Regions from separate parts of the Mus musculus genome. Here all the other regions are linked to region 3. Evidence: chromatin loops called from intact Hi-C (ENCODE). Cell type or tissue: gastrocnemius. All regions are shown on one strand. Region 1 holds the start of Ubac1 (ubiquitin associated domain containing 1). Region 2 overlaps Nacc2 (nucleus accumbens associated 2, BEN and BTB (POZ) domain containing). Region 3 holds the start of Tmem250-ps (transmembrane protein 250, pseudogene).

Region 1 (5,000 bases), 120 kb after region 3:
CTGCTCCCAGAAAGGCTGCAGGAGGCTTTACCACTTCATCCAGTTCCGAGGCACCACCATTTCTACTAGCGCAAAATGGAAGGTTGACATCAGGCCAGACCCCTGGGTTTTGACTTTTTGTTTCAGAGACACAGAGGAGATGCAGAAAGTCCAGCTAGGTGTCCAGTCCTAGTTCATACTTCCAGACAGAAAAGCTTGTGGAAGTTAAGGTTACACAGGTCTAGCCTACACCAAAGCTAGGACTTGAATTCGGGGCCTGTGCTGGTCTGGGCCAAGCTTCCCATCCTTTCGCTCCAGTCACAGGAGCCTAAGAGTGGACAGTATCCCAGTGCTGGGGCAGGGGTAGCCTGCTCTTGGTTCTACCACTGATATTCCCCTAAGCTGATAGAGTGGCAAGGTGTCCTGGTGTCCCCTTGGTCCCTTGAGGAAGAAACAGAGCCCAGCTCCCAGATGACTGGAATGATGGCTGCTATCTCATTATTTTGGGAGCTGGCAAATTACTATTCATGACAGTAAACTTAAAAATGAAATAATAAGTCTGTCCTTATAAAAAGCAAATTGAGATGTCGGAATATTCATGAGCTGTGACTTCATGGGAAATGGCAGCCGCGGGGAGATTAACATTTGGTTAAGTCAGCAGCCAGCAGAACTTAGGGAAATGCGCCTGTCAGTCTGAGGAGATGGTGATTAATACTTCCTGTTTGCGGCCCCTTAACGGGTGCATTTTAATGTAATAATTAATTAACCTTGGGGATCACTCACATTTCACAACTCCTGATGCTGTGGCTTGGGGGTGGGAGGTTCTTTCTGCCTCATTTCTGTCCACCTTGGGCACTGGATCCTTGGGGCTGACCTCCCGGGGAGCTGAGAGGTCAAAATTGAGCCCAAATGTCACTGGGAGGCGGGGGCTTGTATGTGCAGAATGGGGTAGCATAGGGAGGATAGGGGACAGCAACACAGTCCTGTGCTAGTAAGTGCCCACGGCCTCTCCGCTAGTGCTGCAACTTGAAGGTCCCCAAACTCATGCCCACTTGGAACCCGAGAATATGGCTTTGAAGGAGGGGGTCTTTAGGTCCTTTGGTTTAAGATCTCAGATGAGCTTGTTCTAGTTTGGGTGGTGCTGATTCAATAACGGGTTTCCTTATAAGAGGAGAGAACACGCCAGGCGGTGGCGGTGCACGCCTTTAATCCCAGCACTTGGGAGGCAGAGACGGACAGATTTCTGAGTTCAAGGCCAGCCTGGTCTACAAAGTGAGCTCCAGGACAGCCAGGGCTACACAGAGAAACCCTGTCTCAAAAAACAAAAAACCAACCAACAAAACAAAACAAACAAACAAACAAAAACCAAGAAAGAAAGAGGAGAGAACACGAAGACTCAGCAGGGAATAGTCCAGCTATATGAGCCAAGGTTAAGGGTGTCCAGGGCTGAGAGAGCCGCTGGGAGGGGCCTGGGATGGCCAGTCCCAATGGGAACTTGATGCTGATCACGAATCCCCAGCACAGGTGAGAAAACATTCCTGTTGTTTCGAGCCACAGGCTCCTTTGTGGAGCTGTAGCTATCCCAGGACACTCTAACCGTGGTCAGCCATGGTGGCTGGTGTTTAGGCAGCTCAGGAAGGCCTTGGGGTGAGGGTGGGGTGGGGTGGGGGGATAGGGGCTCTTTAGAAGCTGAATCAGATGACCTGGTACTGGCTTTGTCTCCCCTCTCTCCTATTGTAAAGTGTTGGACCAGAGATACACTTCTCAAACTGGATCCCCTCAGTGCACCACAGGGGAGCATGGAAGCATGCCCTTCTATTTCCTTCACTTGTTGCCTGGAAAACACAGTTATCCTTCATGGCCCATTCCCAGCAACCTCCTCTGGTGGTGCTGCTCCTCAGTGCTCTACACATCCCATTCTGCAGGTTGCCAAGCCTTGGGGTTCCAGGTCGAACCCACACCTGCACACCTGCACACCTGCTCACCTGCTCACCTGCACACCTGCTCCTGCGTTTATGTTCACCACCTACCAGTACCATACATACTGGTATTCCTACAGACACAAACACACACCAGCATACTCCCATATAAATGCATTCATATACATCTGTACACAAACATATGTACATCCATATACATGCTTACACAGTATGCACATTCATTCCATACAACCAGCCAACTCACAAATACCTGCTCTGAGCTGACAGTGGCTTATTCGCGCCTTCTAGTGGTCTGCTCCAGGTATTGCAGTATCCCCCTTTTTTGGTAAAATTTGCAGTGTGGGGACTCTGTCCTGTTCATGACTAGCAGAAGCATTTGTATCAGAGCTGATGCCCTTTTTGCAGGGAGAGCCTTCCCACCTTGTCTACCATAGCTAATGCCAACACAACATGTACTACATTACAACATAACATGTACATGACACTACACAGGGCATGTTTCCCCAGGGTGCTTGCCAGGGCAGAGGGTAGGAGGCCATGGGAAGGAGGGCCATGTTCCTGTCAGCCACCTCCTCCTGTGAACTCTTGGTGCTGGAGTGGAACCAGTACCTGGTGTGGCAGCCATCTTGCCACAGATCTGCCAAGACTGGCTCTCTGGTTCCTAGATGGGCCCTGGACCTGTCATACTCAGACCAATTGAGATGGAGAGCTGACTGGCTCTGGGAGCATCTGACTTGTTCTGTTCTTGAAAACCATATAGATAGGAAGGTGACCCTAAGGGTGTAAGTAGTGTTACAAGCTACAGGTTGCTTGGATCTTACTTGTCAAGCTTTGTGAGGTAGGGCCTGGACTAGGGGATCCAGTGTGAAGGTAGTACTGTGTTTGCCTAGGTGGGCCCTGTGTTGAATGAACTTCCGACTTTTACCTAGTCTTCTTGGCCAGTGGAGATTCTGAGAGAGCCCCTAGGGACCACTCTGTACATTTCTTTTTTTCCTCTGGGGTGGCTAAAACTAATTTCTGTTGCTTTAATTAAGAGTCTTCGGGCTGGTGAGATGACTCAGCGGGTAAGAGCACTGACTGCTCTTCCAAAGGTCCTGAGTTCAAATCCCAGCAACCACATGGTGGCTCAAAACCATCCGTAACGAGATCTGACGCCCTCTTCTGGAGTGTCTGAAGACAGCTACAGTGTACTTACATATAATAAATAAATAAAATAAATAAATAAATAAATAAATAAATCTTTAAAAAGAAAAAAAGAGTCTTCAGAGCCTTGTCTGGCTGGCCCATCGCAGGAAAACAGGATCTGCCAGCCAAGGAACTTCACTCAACCCTCCCCGTTGCATCCCCAGCATAAACAGCAGGTACTCTACGAGCACGCGCCTTCCTATAGGCAGGCAGGGAGGGGACAGCATGTTCTCTGAAGCAGAGACTGAAACTGGACAAGGTACAGAATGGCACCAGATGGGCAGAAGCTGAGTCTCCATGCAAGCTCCTTGCCTTAGCCCAGCTGGTGAGTAGAGGGAGATGCATTCTCCCTTGAATACTGCATGAGCACCCACAGAGCTGTGCCTGCCGGGCTTCTGTAGTAAGGCTGACCTGGGAGGCTGGGCAGCCTATCCTTCCTCATAGTGCTCTGAGGGGTATCTCTGTGTTCACATAGAAGCCTGGAGGTTTTGGAGGAGAGGATCTGTTGTCTCCAGCTCCAAAGGGACCTCATACACACATTGCAAAGATCACTGTCTCCACAATTCCTTCTGCTCACTTCACTCTTGGGAATCCTGGAGAGCCAGATCAAGCATATGGAAGGGACTTGTCCCGTGTCCCTCTGGGTACTTCTTTCAGTATATCCAGTGGTAGGATGCTGAATGGGCTATGTGGAAATACTTGCAAACATTCTTATTATGCCCTAGGTGGCACCATGACAGGCTTCCAAGAGAAAGAGGACATTAGGCCTCTGAAGACTGGGGCTTAGTAGCCTAGGCTTTGGACAAAGAGCAAGGGGTTTGTTGGGGAGAGGCCTGGGGAACTTGAAGACCAGCTGGAGGGGCCTCAGACCCACTCCTCACAACCCTTATTGCTTAGTTCTGTACCATCTGCCAAGACACAGATCTGTGGCAAGAGCTCATGGATCTTGTCAAAGATGACTATGAACTTGAACTGTTCCTCCTACCTCCACACCACCATTCCTGGATCACTAATAATTATGATATTATTTATTTTTTATTTGTTTTTTTTTAGCTTAAAAAGATTTATTTTGTAAGTATTGTGCTTACATATATGTATCAACAGTGTGTCTGATCTTCAAGATAATTCTGAAGCACCATTGTGGGTTCTGAGAAACACAGGATCCTCAGCAAGAGTAGAAAGTAATCCTAACCACCGAGCCAGGGCCCCCCATCCCGTATGTGTGAGTGTGTGCGCGCATGCGTGTGTGTGTGTGTGTGTGTGTGTGTGTGTGTGTGTGTGTGTGTGTGTACGCACGCGCATTTGTATGTGTTTTATGCAGGCTTGTATTCCAGAGTGGTTCTGAACTCATTATGTAGTCAAGGATGACCTGTTTGACCTTCTGGTTCTGCCTAAACGTTCAGGATTATAAACCTGTGCCAGGCGTATGCTGCGCCGAGGAGCAAACCCAGGGCTTTGTGCATGGCATACAAGCACTTACAACTGTGACACATTTCTAGTGCCCTGACCCAGACGTATTATCTTGTGTACTTGACTCCGGAGCCCTTTTCAATTCCAACAGACCAGCAAATCAGGTAACAAGGCTGGGAGGTGCTGAAGGAATGAGGTATATGGAGAACTACAACTCCCGGTATGCATCTGACCCACCTCACACATTAATTTTTGGTAAGGGGGCCGTGAGCCTGCCTGGGAACGACAACTCCCGGCGTGCCTTGGTGCACTTTACCTATTTCCGGCGCGGTGCGGGCGGGGGGTGCGGGGGGTGGGGTGGGCAACAGCAGAATGCCTGCCAAAAAAAAACCACATTTCCCGGCATACCCACGGGCGCTCATTACGCACTTCCGGCGCGGCTGCGACCGCGCGCTCCGGGCGGCTACGGCGACACGGGCAGTGGCA
Region 2 (5,000 bases), 87 kb after region 3:
GAGAGCCTCTCAGCATTTGTCAGATGTCTACACCTCTGTTCCTAGCTTGACTACTAGCAATATGCACATACTATGTAGAGTCTATTGTAGAAACTATTGCTACATCAGCATCTTTGCCAGGACGACAGTCGGGACTGGATAGGGTTGGAGCTACTGGGACAGAGCTGGATCCAGCCATGAGTCTTATGTCCTCCCAGAGCAGACAATAGTCCCTGAGGCAGCTGGGACGAATACAGCAGGTCTGGGGCAAGGGACCAGAGACAGGGCTGATAGTGTGAGCTTGGAGGTGCTGCCTGTCTGCCCGGCTGTCTCAGTACTTGAATTCTGTATTGTTTTCTATACCAGTTGCTTCAGCTAACATCTGATTTGGTGTCTTACTTTGCCCTTGGATGTAGATGCAGCCAGTGATGTATGAAAGGCAATTGAGGAGAGACTCTGAGGGGTCCTTTGTGGTGTGACTGCAGGTGTGGGCCTCGAAGAAAACTAGATGTGTGGTGTTTGTTTAGAACCTAAAGGAAGGCAGAAAGGGGCTGTGAGAGCTGGCAAGCTGACAGGGCCAGTCCCCTCCAAGGGACTGTGGGGTGCCTGCTGCTACCTGCTTCAACAGCAGGACCTTCCCAAGCCCAGTGCATGTTGTGCTCTGCCCCACTGTCCTCTGCTTGGGTTCCCTAAAGATGGTGATTCTTAGCTGACTTGGGGAAGAGCAGGTGGCCTATCAACCAGCTGAAAACTCGAAAGACCCTGTTAGAACCTGCTTGCCGCAGATCCCAGATGGGAATGGCGACAAGCACATGATCTGTCAGCTTTACGCACTTCACTTCGTGGAAAGGTGCTGCTGCTGGGTGGTTCTGCATGTCAGGCAGCTCAGCCTATGCTGCTAGAAGAAGGGCTCAGTACAAAGTGTTTCAAAAGTGGCAAAGGTGTTTGCTTTGTTTGTTTTGTTTTCCTAGAAAGGAAAAGGATGCAGGATCTAAAACCTTCTGATTGAATAGCCTCTGCTTGTGTCCCATTGGTCCCCTCACTGCAAGCTCGATTGTGATTTTTATGTCAAAGGAAGCCAAAATTTGCAATACTATTTTTAGCAGACAAAAAGATAACTCGGTATAAAATGTATAAATATTTTTGACTTGAACATTTTGGGTGTCTCTGGGTGCAAGAAGAACATTAATCCCTTCAGGGGGATGTTTGGAGAACAGGACCGGAGGAAGGGGGTTGTTTTGAAGGCACTGTCCAGGGGTTAAAGTAGCATCATAATTCATGACTGTTAGGAATTAAGTTAATAAAGTCAGTGCTCCCCTACCTCTAAGGAGGCCTTCACAGAACCACTGAGCTAGAGCAGACACCACATCTTGGCTTTCTTTTTAGGGAGGAGGAGGCTTTGGTTTTTGGTTTCTTTTGGTTTCCTTTTGTTTTGTCCCTCCAGCATCCTCCTCTCTCTGTGCTGTGACCCCCGTAGTGACAAGACTGTTACTTTGTAGCCATGGCTGAAAACATTGTATCTATAACAACAACAAAAAATAAAACAAACAAACACAGCTATGTCCGCAAGCCGACCAGGGAAACCCTAGAGCTTTGAGCCTGTGCTCAGAGCTGTTTCAGAAGTGGAAATCCATGACAAAAGGATGTTCTCGTTAACTGTAAGGCGCTTTGTAAAGTTCACATTTACAGAATAATAAAGTCAATTCAAACCCAGCTTTCCTGACCTTTGCTTGACCAGTGGGAATGGGGACACAGTATTGGAGAGAAGTTGGGAAGAGATTTAGCTGTGGAAGAACATGGGGCTGCCTGTCCCCAAAAAGTCGCTATTTGAGAGAGATATGAGGGTGCCACTGCCTAGACTGAGTAATGGTTTTATTCAATGTATTGTCTACAAAATGGCTCTTCCTCTTCATCTGGCCCACCTGCCCTCCCTCCTTTGGATGTGTGGCTCCCTATGTCCCCTCCCCTTGGCCAGGCCTGCCCCCAAGTGGGCAGAGGGACAATTGCATGTGGGTGGAGCTTATCTGGGCTGCACTGGGGTTCTGGGTTTAGGCCTGGCAGCTGTTCTTCCCTTGCCGTGGGTGAGCAGGCTTTAACATGAGTCTCGGAAGAGGGTCCTGGAAGCAGCCTCTGGGGTCTTACCCTGAACCCTGACTCTGTACGTCCCATTACTAAAGATGACTCCCTTCTGAACCTTATTGCTCATGCTTTTGCAGCCCGTGAGGGGTTTCCCCAGGGCCACTTTTGGTTACCTGATGGGATCCCAATCTCTGGCTCCCTTTCTATGCTTCATACTACCTGCTCTGTGGAGTTCGAGATAGATTCCCTAACTCACCTGTGTTTGTTTGTTTTTGTCTCATCTGGAGCTAGTAGGTCTGTGCCATGTATATGTCCCCAGAAAAAGGTGTCCTGGAGCCCTGTCCAGCACAGCATGGTCACTCTCCTCCTCCCCCTCCTCTCCTTCTTCCTCTTCCTTTCTTCGTCTTCCTTCTCTCTCTCCCCCACCCCTTTTCTGAGACAGGGTTTCTCTGTGCAGCCTCAGCTCTCCTGGAACTCACTCTGTAGACCAGACTGGCCTTGAGCTTAGAAATCCACCTGCCTCTGCCTCCCGAGTGCTGGGATTAAAGTTGTCCACCATCACCCAGCTCAATCGCCCTCTTAAAGGAGTGTTTGAGGTAGGATACTGGTTTAGGCTCATCCAGAGCCATCTCCTATGGGAGCCTCAATGCTCCCACCCTGTCCCCATCCAAATGCTCAAAGAACAAGGACACAGGTGTGAGAGGTGAGCATTAAGCCCCCCCCCTTTTACATCCTACCACCAACTCCAGCTTGGTCCAGAGTCAATGGATCCATGCCCACATTCAGGGGAGGGGCAGGGTGGGGGAACAATAGAGACACATCCCTTTTCAGGACATATTACCCTGGCTCTAAAATCCCTACCTCTGCAGCCACCACCCCCACCTAGCCTTCATCCACTCAGGCTGGATTCTTAGCCATGCACTTTGACTGTTAAGGAACCAGAAAGGGCATAGGCCAGAAGGCCCCAAGGCCTGTGGGGGTCAGGGAGTATTGATGCAAGACAGGTTTTGTCTTAACAGGAACTTTGAAATTGGTCACTCAGTGCATGTCAAATGCCAGAGTCATTCTGGCTTTCCAAGAAAGAGAAGGCTGTGAAGTGCCACTAGGGGTTTGACCCTGTGACCTGGAAGCCTCTGACAAAATCTGCTATGCTCAGGAAATGTGTATCAGTGTCTTGCGTGTGTGCACAGCCCCTTCCATCCCTTGTCCTTACCCTTTTAAGGAGGAAGCTGGTGTTTTAGCAGGTTCTTGGCTTTGCCCGGCCTTTTGGTCCAAGCAGAAGGTGGGCTTGGGGGACATGATAGACCCAGTTAAGTCCTTAAGTCCCATACTCCTGCATTGCTCACAGGAGGGCCAGCCCTTCCCTACCAGTCTAAGAGGGACCTTAATGTGGCTTTGGACAGAGCCATCCCTACCAAGGCGAAAGGATTCTCGCTGCCATTACAACTCTGCCTGTGAAAGGTCATGGGCCACTTATCGAGGGACCTTCACAAACGAGAGGAAAGTGAGGAGATGGGAGGGTATGAATGGCTTTAATCCCAGCAAAGGCAGGCAGGTCTCTGTGAGTATGAGGCCAGCCTGGTCTCCAGAGACTGTTCCAAGATGGCTAGGACTCAGAGAAACCAACAAAAAAGAAAAGAAAGGAAGGAAGGAAGAAAAGAAAAGGAAAGAAAAGGAGGGGGGCTAGAGTGATAGCTCAGCGGTTAAGAGTACTGACTGCTCTTCTGAACGTCCTGAGTTCAAATCCTAGCAACCACATGGTGGCTCACAAGCATCTGTAATGAATCTGACACCCTCTTTGGGTGTGTCTGAAGACAGCTACAGCGTACTTGCATACAGTGTACTTACATAAGGAGAGGGAGCTGTGAGGACTGGGCAGCAGTTGGAAAGCAGAGGGCTCCCTTCCTTTTCATCAGTTAGGGCAGAGGAGCTTCAGAACTAGGGCAGAGCCATGCAGCAGTAGGAGAGGCAGGCCTGCTTTGTGCACTGTCCTAAGGCTCCAGCTCCCAACCCCAGAAGGTCACCTGGATCCCCACGGGCTTCTGCAGAAGGGCTGAGGGGAGGAGGTGGATTCAAGGATCTAGTACTGAAAGCAGGGAGGTCTCTGCCCCTACAGAAGGATGAAACTACCACATTGACCTTGGACATTTACCACCTCGGTTGGGGTCCTAGAGCTCAGAGAGAACCAAAGAGACCAGGCTCAGAAGGAGGTGCAGCAGGCTCTTTGCTGAATGGGAGGAGCTCAGTGCCTGGACGACTTGGGAGTTGAGAGAATCCAGAGCCTGCAGGGACACTAAGCCAGACCCCTGCTCCCATACTTGGACTCAAGCATTCCTGGCCATGAAGCTGGTGCCAGTCTTCGCAGATCCTTAACTGATTTATGGGGAGGAGGAAGACGGAATTCAAACAAAGCAGGCTGCCTCCTCAGGGACCGTGGCAGCTGTCTGGGCAGGAGCAGGGTAAGGTTTCTATGGGGAGTGGCCCGAGTGTGTATGTGGTTCTATCCTGGGGTTGTCTCAGGAGCAGAGATGATCTCAGGAGGGCTGGTGAGTAGGTAAAGGTGTTTGCTGCCATGCCTGATGACCTAAATTCAATCCCTGGAATCCACACAGTGGAAGTAGAGAACTGACGTCAGCAAGTTGTCCTCTGATTCCCAAGCAGACTCTGGGCCATTTGTTTCTCTTGCTCAAGAAATATAATTAAAAACATATGTTACCCTGGGCTGGAGAGATGGCTCAGTGGTTAAGAGCACTGATTGCAGCCGGGCTGTGATGGCGCACGCCTTTAATCCCAGCACTCGGGGAGGCAGAGGCAGGAGGATTTCTGAGTTCTGGTCTACAAAGTGAGTTCCAGGACAGCCAGGGCTATACAGAGAAACCCTGTCTCGAAAAACCAAAAACCAAAAAATAAAAATAAAAATAAAAATAAAAATAAAAATAAAA
Region 3 (5,000 bases):
CAGCCCTGAATGCTGTTAGAATGGCACCAAACAGCCACAGACAGGAATGAGCTTGTCCCGTGCATGTTTACACCAGAGCGGAGCAGAAAGCAGAGGCAGCCCAGAAGCCTCTCACTTAAGACTCTGGGCAGGCAGAAGCAATAACTCACAGGATGACTAAGGCACAGGGCAGTGGCTCAGACAGTGTGGGAGGACTTTGAATGATGAGGGACAGAGGGTGTTGGGACCACATGCCCTCCCTTAACCCGGGGAAACAAGGGTGGCCTGTGTGTCTTGTGGACTGTATTGGCCTGTGTGGCCTATAAGCTCAGGACGATCCTTGCCTGAGGTCAGTGACATCACATGGAAAGTGGTGGACTTCACTGAAATACAACATAGCCTAGTATGCTTAATCCTGGCTGAACCCTTAGCACCACCAAAATAAAAAATAAATAAAAAAGAGGAGGAGGGGTGGGGAATGGACTAATCTACACCTCCTGCTGTAACAAACGCCTAGAGAGAGGCAGTTTACCCAACAGGTATCCATTGCCTCCCATCCCAGCCTTCACGGCATCTGGGCATCCCTCCTGTGTGTGCACACATGCATGTGTGTGTTCCTCTGCATGTTTGTCTGTATCATGATCTCCAGTCATCTTGGATTAGGACCTATCACCATAGAGACTCCACTTTACAGTACTGACCTCTTTCAAGGCCTCAAGTCTCCGAATAGTTACATGCTGACACCCTTAGGGTTAGGACGTCAACATACAGGTGTGCAGAACATAATTCAACTCAAGGGTCTTCTCTCCCTCTCGGTTCTACAAGCCAGGAACTTCTGCAGGTTGCAGAAAGGATGCTTGAGCTGTCTGCTGGTGAAGGGACTTGCAGTGTTTTCAGGTTGGCAGTGTTTCTGGGTCATCATCTCACTGCAGACAGCAAGCTGGCATTGGCTGCTGGCCAGAGGCCTTCAGTTTCTCCCTACAGGGCTCAAGGTGGCAACTGTCAGCTGTTATGCCATCCCTCCAGTTCCTGGGAGAAGTCCGTGAGGGCAGGGAGGGTACCACAGTGAGCTCTGTGACCTGGCCTCCTAAGTCACTCAGTGAGCTCTGGGCAATATGAAGTGTTGTCCTCACAGAAGGGACCATACAGGGCTACCTGAATGCTGCTTCTGGAGCAGCAGGAAGAGAAGTGCCTTGCTGTGGGCCAGGCCATCTTCTGCCAGCTTTACTGGACCAACAAAGCTAGGTCCACAACTTTCTGTGAGGGCCTATGCACTGCTTCCTCACTTTACAGACAAGGGGACTGAGACCAGGGAGGCTGAGTCTTTAATCCTAGCTGGAAGCGGTGGCTGGGACACAGAGCAGGCAGCCTACTCAGCACCATTTCTTTTTGTTGTTGTTGTTGTTTTTGTTGTTTCAAGACAGTGTTTATGTAACTCTGGCTATCCTAGAACTCATCCTGTAGACCAGGCTAGCCTCGAACTCCAAGATCCACCTGCCCCTGCCTCCAGAGTGCTGAGATTAAAGGTGTGCACCACCACCTCCTGGCAAACATCTGTCATTTCTACCATGACGACAGCCCAAGAAGGGCACCCATCTTGGAATCCTGGGGTAAAGAAGTAATTGTGTCAGGGATACAAGAGACCAGGGGATTTTATCAAGAACTATCACTGTCTCAGGTTGAAATTCAGTCACCAAGGACCAGGAAGGACTAAGCCTCCAGCAAACAGTGGCTAGAGTGTGCAGAGTTGACAAGTGACACCTGCTACATACAGCATGGTGCAAGAGCTGGCATCTGAGGTGAAGATGATGTGGAAGGACCACATGCCACATAGCAAGTAAACTTAAGAAAAATCTCTCACCTTGTCAGTGAAAGGGAGGCTGAGCTGGTGTCCTTGAAGTGCTTTATATGGATTCAAATGGCCTGTTTCCTCACTCAGCACAGAGGAGAGAAGCTCAAAGTGAAGAAAACAGCCTTCCTTCCTTCCTTCCTTCCTTCCTTCCTTTCTTTCTTTCTTTCTTTCTTTCTTTCTTTCTTTCTTTCTTTCTTTCTTTGTGTGTAGCCCAGGCTGGCCTCGAACTCAGAAATCCGCCTGCCTCTGCCTCCCAAGTGCTGGAATTAAAGGCGTGCGCCACCACTGCCTGGCAGGAAAGCATCATTTCAAGTGAGGGTTGCACCCACTCTCAGGCAGTGCGGACAGCACGAAGGCCACTGGGTCCTGATGCTACCCGGCTCTGACTGTTCTGTAAAGATGGCACCAAGGCAGCCACAGACACAAATGAGATGGCCTCAGTCCCATGGGCCCCGTGCCTGGGTTTGGACTATACCTTCCTCTCATTTCTGTAGGTCTTTAAGAGTCTGGGGCCAGGTGTGGTGGTCCCAGCACTCGGGAGGCAGAGGCAGGCAGATTTCTGAGTTCAAGGCCAGCCTGGTCTACAAAGTGAGTTCCAGGACAGCCAAGGCTACACAGAGAAACCCTGTCTTGAAAAACCAAAATAAATAAATAAAATAAAATAAAATAAAAATTTAAAAAAAGTCTGGGACATGCCGTGCACAGTCCCAGCAGGTGGCGCCAGGCCACTGTCCAGTGCTTGCCCACTGAGAAGCCCAGAGCAGATAGCAGGGTGGAAGCTGACAGACAGACTTCAGGTAGACTTTCTATGGCGGGACTGTCCTATAGCAAACAGAACAACTGAGATTGGATCCTATCCTTGGGGATGACCCTGCTGTGGTCTGGATCATTCTGGAATCAGTTCGTGGGTGGTGGTACCCAACACTTCCAAGAACTAGCAGAAAGCAAGAGAGTAGAGGTCACAAGAAGCATCCTTTAGTGAGACGTTCAGGGTGCTTTCAGTCTCCGTCCAGTGGTCCAACATTAGAGGCCAAGAGCTGTCAGCAGCAGCTACCTGCCCAACCTCAGAGGGAGAGAGCCTCAAAGTCAGAGGTGTAGAGGACTCTGAGGGCTCTTACAGGAGCAACAGGGCTGAACAAGTGGAAAGGGACAGAGGGACAGAAAAAGTAGAGAAACTGGACATCTCTAGTAGGGACAGAACCAAGGGGGGAGCTAAAGGAGGGGACGATCAAGAAAACAGAAGATCATCACTCCAGGGTGACAGAAACTCAGGCCAGGGGAGGAAATGCTTCTTATTGTTTCGAGACAGGGTCACATAGTCCAGGGGCTCCAGTTGACTTAGACTTATTGTAAGCATTACTTCTGTGTGCATGGTGTGTGTGTGTGTGTGTGTGTGTGTGTGTGTGTGTGTAAGTCAGAGGGCAACAGGAGGGCATCAATTTTCACCTTTGTTATGTGGGTACCAAGGATTGTTAATTTGGTGGCAAGTGCCTTTACCCACAAGCCATCTCACTGACCCAAGATGTGTTTGACATACTCTCACCAAGAAGACCTGGCTGGCATAGAACTTACAGAGATCCGCCTGCCTCTGGAGTGCTGTGATTAAAAGAGAGTATAATGACATATGGCACATTCACTTATTTTTACATCTATTCATTCATTTGTGGGCTGTACTGGCAGGATGTGCACATGCCACTGCCTGTAGCTGCTCTTGGTCTTGCGTGGGCTGGGGCCTCCAAGTGTTCCCTGTGAAGTGCAAAGGTGCCTTGCAGCCAGCCCTAGGTTCCCCTTTCCTGCAAAGGGTCTGTTTCTCTTCCCTGGGAGCCTGCATTTGACGCCTGGGTAAGCAGGAGGGTCAATGTAGGATAACCCTGTAAGGCTACTTTCCGGTCCGTCATGGGATGATGGCCTGACCCAACCTTCTCTCCACATCCTAGCAACAAACGCACACATCAACTTTTAACTGAAACCTACCACACCTGCTTGCAGGAACCTGGCAAGGTCATTTAGACCGGTGACACACCAGCTTAACTCTTTCTTTTGGCGCTTCCAGGATCCTTGTGCTCTACAGCGAGTACCCCTAAAGCACGAGATCGCTTCATCTGCAACCGTCACTGCTCTCTGGGTGCCAGCGGCGCGCGTTGGGACACAGGAAAAACTCCACCGCACCACCAGAAAGGAGACAAGCTCACACCACAGCGAGAAAGCCCCTCCCACACTCGCGCACGCGCACTGACACGGAGAGGACCAGCCTCCTCGCCCTTAGTTCTCCCATCTGCGCCTGCGCGGGAGAGCTAAACTCACGCTCCGGCTGAGGCCGCGGGCCAATGACGTCACGGTCGGCTCACGGCGCGCGCACGCTAGTGCGCGTCCTCGGATAATGAGGAATTCCTGGATGCTCCGCGCGGGCCCGCGGTGGGCGCTGCGAGGCTTCACCGTGTCGTCGCGGGCGGAGGGGGCGTGAAGACCGTGCTACGGTGGCCGCCGAGGGACAACACTACGGCTCCCACGCTGGGACAAACGCCTCGGGCCCGGCCCGGGAGCGCCCTCCCCTCCGGGCCAGAGCCAGCCGGGGGCAACTGAAGGGCCGCGCGAAGCGACCCCGTCCTCGGCGGCATGTGCCCGCCTTGGCGTCGCACCCCCGGGGCACAAGCTCAGCCGCAGGCCCGGTCCCCAGCACCGTCGGCCCGCCGCATGGTTCCGGACACCGGCACCGCCACGGAGAGGGCACCGGGTGAGCCGCCGAGGACGGGCGGGGACCGGCCACGGACCTAAGGGCCGTCTCCACGGCAACGGCGCCCCGACACCGGAAGTGGCGCCCGCAGAAAACGCGGGCTGAGGGCCGGGGTCGCGCGTAGCCTATGGCTAGTGAGGGTCGTATCTCCACGCGCCGAGTTAGCGGGCCTTGGAGAGCTGGATGTCCTGCTCTAGGGTCCCGTGCTCAGAGACGCGTGCCCCGCGCCGGGCCGCGCCATGGCATGCACCTCCACCCGAGTACACCTGCTGCAGACCGCATCCCCCTCCTGTGCGGTGTCCAGTGACACGCCTGAATGAGGCCATTGCCCTGTCTAGCTGGGTAAAACATAGCTAAGCCTCCCCGGCTCGGGACAGGTTTCCTCCCACTGCGCCTCGGCCGCAGCTGCGCTGGCGGCCATTTGCTCAGGACCTA

Evidence for each region. A loop is a pair of places that touch in the nucleus more often than their neighbours do. Peaks named below come from ENCODE experiments on the same cell type or tissue, not always from the same donor. Only the 100,000 strongest peaks of a DNase experiment are listed, where the experiment ranks them.
Region 1: it touches region 3 in a loop (5-fold over the local background); 34 of 42 quality-filtered maps call a loop at or near these places.
Region 2: it touches region 3 in a loop (12-fold over the local background); 26 of 42 quality-filtered maps call a loop at or near these places.

What each region holds. Positions count from the first base shown.
Region 1 is chr2:26,021,712-26,026,711 of GRCm38, reverse strand. It overlaps Ubac1 (ubiquitin associated domain containing 1), which reads left to right and starts at 4,952. Exons shown (of 10, transcript NM_133835.2): 1 at 4,952-5,000. In gastrocnemius, a CTCF peak has its summit at 2,222 (motif pointing left); DNase peaks (open chromatin) are centred at 2,244, 2,461 and 4,947; H3K4me3 peaks cover 587 bases; H3K27ac peaks cover 604 bases.
Region 2 is chr2:26,052,227-26,057,226 of GRCm38, reverse strand. It overlaps Nacc2 (nucleus accumbens associated 2, BEN and BTB (POZ) domain containing), which reads left to right. Exons shown (of 6, transcript NM_001037098.1): 6 at 1-1,691. Among named protein-coding and RNA genes, the nearest start is that of Ubac1, 33 kb to the right of the region's middle. In gastrocnemius, a CTCF peak has its summit at 1,955 (motif pointing left); a DNase peak (open chromatin) is centred at 1,964.
Region 3 is chr2:26,139,704-26,144,703 of GRCm38, reverse strand. It overlaps Tmem250-ps (transmembrane protein 250, pseudogene), which reads left to right and starts at 4,198. Exons shown (of 2, transcript NM_001256521.1): 1 at 4,198-4,565. In gastrocnemius, a CTCF peak has its summit at 2,542 (motif pointing right); DNase peaks (open chromatin) are centred at 2,281, 2,567, 3,668, 4,160 and 1 more place; H3K4me3 peaks cover 1,670 bases; H3K27ac peaks cover 2,453 bases.